Linked DNA regions of Homo sapiens: region 2 is linked to region 1. Evidence: read pairs that join two places in POLR2A ChIA-PET (ENCODE). Cell type or tissue: MCF 10A. All regions are shown on one strand. Each heading gives the region's core, and the rest is flanking DNA. Links, peaks and the distances in the headings are about the cores only.

Evidence for each region. Peaks named below come from ENCODE experiments on the same cell type or tissue, not always from the same donor. Only the 100,000 strongest peaks of a DNase experiment are listed, where the experiment ranks them.
Region 2: POLR2A ChIA-PET joins it to region 1 with 6 read pairs; 1 of 35 experiments calls an interaction of 5 or more read pairs at or near these places.

Annotation. Positions count from the first base shown.
Region 1 is chr9:108,183,819-108,186,737 of GRCh38, forward strand. The region is part of intron 4 of LOC105376214 (a long non-coding RNA gene); the gene reads right to left. Among named protein-coding and RNA genes, the nearest start is that of ACTL7B, 670 kb to the right of the region's middle. In MCF 10A, for the core only: no CTCF peak of the experiment used is centred there; a DNase peak (open chromatin) is centred at 1,303.
Region 2 is chr9:106,867,396-106,870,314 of GRCh38, forward strand. The region is part of intron 1 of ZNF462 (zinc finger protein 462); the gene reads left to right. Among named protein-coding and RNA genes, the nearest start is that of ZNF462, 5.7 kb to the left of the region's middle. In MCF 10A, for the core only: no CTCF peak of the experiment used is centred there; DNase peaks (open chromatin) are centred at 1,336 and 1,806.

The DNA.
Region 1 (2,919 bases), core at 170-2,669:
GGAACATCTTTCTGTTTATGTCTTCCACCCACAAATGCAATGCCTTTGTCATCTTAACTAAACACTTATCACATACTGTGGCCATAACTTCTGCAGTTTAAGGTGTGACAGTAAAACCAGTGTGAATTTCTTTTTCCTTCCTCATTATTTCACTAATGGATTTGTTCTTACCATAGATATTAGTGATCTCAGTATGCAGTTTTTTTTTCTTTCTTCAATAAGTCAAGAACTTTCATTTTTTGGCTTCTCTTTGGCATATCCAAATTGCCGGCCTCATTACTCTTCCCCACTGGGGACATTATTAAGTAAAGTAAGGGTTACTTGAACACAAGCACTGCAATACCATGACAGTCAATCTGATCTCCAAGATGGCTAATAAGTGACTCATGGGCAGGTAGCTTACGCAGTGTGGATATGCTGAATAAAAAGACAATTCATGTCCCAGGTGGGACAGAGCAGGATGGTGCAAAATTTCATCAAGCTACTCAGAATGATAAACAATTTAAAACTTAGGAATTCTTTATTTCTGGATTTTCCGTTTCATATTTTTAGATCATTGTTGCCTGAAAGTAAAGGAAACCACAGAAATCAAAATCATGGAAAGGGAAATCTCAGATAAAAGGGAACCCCTGTAGGGTCATATTCATGTGTACCAAGAGTTGGGACTTCTGCATATCCTTTCAGAAGATAGAATTCAACTCCTAACAGCTCTCATTCACTTTTCAAGGCTCAGACTCCTAACAGTGGGAAATGCTCCCGGAGGCTGCAACCAGGTAGGACCTTTCCTTCCTCTGCTGTCCCAGGAATTGGTCTCCATCTTTTGATATTTGTACCGGGTTCCCTCATGTGGTAATTTGAAAGACATGACAGAGAAATCATGTGTGCAAGGAGAAGAAAATGTTACTTTGCACCCATAGGTACTCTTTTGTGCTTTGCATAGTCTCTCACAGATTACGGTTTCTGTAATCATTCTTTGGACTGACCTGAAACTGTGGAGGGATCTGGCCCCAGGAAGCCTCTGGAAGAATTCAGGATTGAATGATTGAATGGAAGCACCGGCACAAACTCACCACAGCTGGCCAGGAAAGCCCTGACCAACGGGCGTCCCCAGGTCCCTCTGTGGTGTGTGCTTCAGCCTGCTGCCAGCTGAGGAGTGTCCCCCGACTGATTTCTCCGGATAGAGCTGAATCCAGAAAGCAGGCTGTTCAAGAGAGGCATGTGGCTTGGCTGAGTCAGGCCCACTTCCTTTCCCCAGTCTGGTATTTATGGCTCCCTGCAGCAGCCTAGTTGGCAGGTCTGGACTGCTTCTCCACCTACATTCCTAAGCCACACTGCTTGGCCAAGATGCATACCTGCAGCCTGGCCTCCAGTGTTGGACAGTGTTTGTGGGAGTCTTGCTGCTCCTTGGGAGATCAGCACCTGGTGGCTGGGAGCGAATTTTGGATACCTGCAAAGCCTCCAAGTTGCAGCCATTATTTTAGCCCAGGCCACAGGGCAGGAGGACTTTATCATATAGAATGCATCAGAATGAATACACCGGTGTTCCAGATCCCAGTTCTGTCCTTTAGGGAAGGCTGTGGCCTCAAACAGGTCATACGCCTCTCTAACCCACTGTGATTGATCTCATGTTGAAAATGGGTTCATTGGCAATTTCCTTGCAGCATTACTAGAAGGCAGCTTGGTGGTAAAGGACAAGTGTTCTAGAATCAAGCAGCCTAAATTCAAACTCAGGCCACAAACTTGGAGCAAATCACTTAATTCATCCAGCTTTAGTCGTCTCAGCTGGAAAACTGTACTTGTTTCCTACGCCATGCTAACAAATTGTCATAAGTTTGGTGGCTTAAAATACGCACACTTATTTGCTTACAGTTATGGAGGCCAGAAGCTCGAAGTCAGCTTTACTAGGCTGAAACAAAGGCATTGGCAGGGCTGTGCTCTCTCCAGAGGCTCTAGGGAGAGTCCATTTACTGGTCTTTTTCAGCTTCTAGAGCTGCATTCCTCGAATTATGGCCATTCCATCCACCTTCAAAGCCAGGAGTGTAGCATAGCATGTTCAGATCTCTCTCTGCTTCCATCATCACAGCATCTTCAGCATTCGGTGTCAAATCTCCCTCTGCCTGCCTCTTTTTTTTTTTTTTTTTTTTTTTTTTTTTTGAGATAGAGTTTCACTCTTGTTGCCCAGCTGGAGTGCAATGGTGCAATCTCAGCTCATTGCAACCTCCCTTGAACCTCCCAGGTTCAAGCGATTCTCCTGCCTCAGCCTCCCAAGTAGCTGGAATTACAGGCCTACACCACCACACCCAGCTAATTTTTTGTATTTAGTAGAGATGGGGCTTTACCATGTTAGTCAGGCTGGTCTCAAACTCCTGACCTCAGGTGATCCACCTGCCTCGGCCTCCCAAAGTGCTGGGATTACAGCTGTGCGCCACCATGCCTGGCTTCTGCCTCCCTCTTCTAAGGACACCTGTGATTTCACTTACCGCTCACCAGGATAATCTCTCTATCTCCAAATCCTTCACTTAATCACACCTGTGAAGTCTCTTTTGCCACCTAAGGTGACATTTACAGATTCCAGGAATTAGAACCTGGCTGTCTTTGAGGACCATTATTAGGTCTATAACAACAACATTAAAAATATGTATCAACCAATACAGCATGACACAGATCCCTCAGCATGGTCCTCTGCTTTCCTGCCTCATGAGATGGGCAGAGACCACTTAGGGAGCTCACATTAGCAGCATTTACTAACCAGGTTTCAACTATTTCAATATTTTAACAACCAGGCATACCACCTAAATATGAACACTGCTATTAGTAAATGCCTCAGAGAGCAATTGTCATGATTAGATGCCACAATCCATGTCAAGAATACTAAGCACAATGCCTGGCATACAGTAAATGCTTAAGAAATGCTAGCTA
Region 2 (2,919 bases), core at 329-2,828, 1.3 Mb before region 1:
AAATCATGGAGAAATATTTGCGAGCTATGATGCATCCTGCCATAAAAAAATTCTTGTTGGATCCTCACATTGCATAATATTTCTCATATTGGATTTATGTCAGTCTAATTCATTGACCATATTCCCCGAGGAATTGTTTTTTCCCCCTTACTCTTTGGAGTTGGAGACAACTTTTAGAGAAAAAAAAAAAAACAAACTTATCTGCTCTTCCTAATGAATCTTCCGGAAGACAGCAGAAGAAAAAAAATCCAACTCTACTAATGGACTTTAGAGTACTTGTGGTCGGTTTTCCTGAAAGAAAGGAATGGTAAAGTTGCAATGGGAAAGAGTCCTTTTTTCTGTGTGATGGAGTTTAATAGGGTCTAGTCTGTCTTAAATTATTCCTTGATGTTGCAATTACTTGGTTAAGGTAACCTTACTTATCTTCTTTATGGTATGTGCCTTTTTCAGACTTACACTTCACTGCATCATGAAATTGACAAAACTGTATCAGATATTCTAAATTGATAATTGGAGAACAGAGATGCTGTTTCATAATGCCGCAGTCACAAATAGGAGATACATAATGGACTCTTACTGCTAAGGATCTAACATGAATGTATGACTGGGATGATTGGTATATTCAGCAGAAGTGGAGGGAGACTATTTCCATGACTGAAAGCTAAAATCCAGTGAACTGAAAAAAAAAAAAAATCAGTGTGTGTAAAAGCAAGTATCTTGTGAGTTTCACATACTTATGGAGTATGATGGCTTTGAGAGAAACATTAGCTAGGTGTTGGTGACCTATTAATTGATTATGAGAAAACAGAGAGGAGAGTAGATAATGCTAGAAGAAAATTCCTCTCCTTGTGTGATATGCCAAGACATCTGGCAGATGTTATGTTGGGCCCTAAGGAATGGACAGTTTAATTTTAGCCCTTGCAAGGAAATGGGAAGTTCTAAGCTCTTTTAATAGCACAAGTCTTAGTTTGGGGAAGGTTGCTTACAAAAATAAGAAAGAAAGGAAAAGAGGCACTTAGTGTTATGTGGAAGAACTCTAGGGAGTAGGGAGTGAAAACTGAAGTTTCGGGGTGAGGAGCAAAAATATTATTTCTCATGCAGAAATTACCAAAATTATTTTAAAAGTGACAAATATGTACACTGTAAGTAAGGACTATTAGTTATTTAATATTCACCAGGCAGAACTTCCAACTTAGAAGCTAGTTGTTTTAGGCCCTAGATCATTTAGATGAAGTCTCCTCCTTCCACTTGCATTATACTGAAGAGGAAACTGGCACAAAGACATGAAGTGACTTGCACAAGGTCAGAAAGTTCAGTTGTAACCGAGCCAGGCCTAGAACTCAGGTCGGCCGACTCCAGCCTAGTGCCCTTTCCACTACCCCATTGCATTTGATTGTTGAGGGTTGTGAAATAGCTGCTCTCTTCTCCAGGGCCCACAGCTTTCTGAGAAACTCTGTACTCATACACTAGTGGGCAGGAGTATGGATTTTTCTTAGTTGGATTTAACACGTTGGGGAGCCCAGGGTTGAGCGTGGTTTCATTCATAGATCCAGAGCCCAATTTTGTTCATGTGACATTCAGTAAAGTGTTAGCTCCCGGGTTTGTAGCTGTACTTTTCTTTTCATCTTTCCTGCTCTCATCTCTCATTCCATCATCCAAGGGCTTGGGAGCCCTTCTCAAATGCCCTTCTTTGGAAGTTTGTGTGAGTCTATTGCAACTTACAATAGTGCCCACAATTGGACTCTGAGGATCTATTTTGCAACGTGGTGCAGATTTAAATTGGCTCCTTTCAGAGATGCCATTTTGTAATACTGATGAATGGCTGAGAGGGTGAAATCCAGTCTGAAACAATTACTGGTGGTTTTCCAATGTTCTTACTCATTCAAAATGTGCCCTCCGTGTATCTTCTTGGAGCCCAACTCTCTTGCAGACTAATGGCTAACCTTTTCCCATTTTCCCAGTATACATGAAATCATCCTTAAGATGACTTTTAACAACACAGACATTTAACCATGAGCAATGGGACAGTCCTGTAAGGAAGGGTGCAATGGGTTTCCACTTCTGTCTCTTCTTGGATGAGCAAAAGTGATTTTGTAAAGAAGAAGAGTGATGTTTGGAAGTTTCCACATTTTCTAAGCTCCTTCCAAACGAATGCATCAATTTTTAATCCAGGAGGCAGTCTGGAGAAGGTAGTGCTGGATGTGGACTTCTGGCAGAAACACAGTTAACGCTGTAAACAGTTGAACCTCAGTGTGGCACTCCTCCAAATGAGTTGACTGTCGAAAATAAAATGTTCCAGAAGAACTGGGAGAACAGGAAAGAAGTTAAAACAGCATGGTTTGCATGCCAGTACTAAAGGAAGAAAAAAAAGTTTGGGTTGGGAGGGCATTGGAGAGAAGATAATTGTAAGTTGAACTGTCTCTTGGATTTATAAGACCCAGGAGAAGTTTCCAAATGTGGGAAAATGGGTTTTTATGAATTTAGATTGTATTTGCAGTATGCTAGGAAGCTCTTTTGGATTTTTTTTTTCCCCTTGAACTTTGCATTTGGAGAACTGCACACACTGATAAAAGGGAAATCCATTGGAAGCAATTTGGATTTACATTTTGTGCTTGGAAATGCTATCATAAAATTTATCTTTTTTCTAAGTCCTCCTATTCTCATCAGCTGAAGCACGTACAGGATTTTTAAAGTGTTTGGATGTGTGATTCCAACACAAAGTTAATTATTTTCACGGCTTAGAAGGACAAAGGATAGAGTGGTGTGGTGTGAGGAGGTGCTAGTATTGTCACCTACAAATGCATTGCCTTTTACTTCTGGTGAGCACATTACTTGGTGTCTTCAAAGCATTCTTGCCTAATTCCTAGCTGGAGACATTTTTTCTTGAGTTATTCTTGGAGGGAAGGTTTTTTTTGTGTG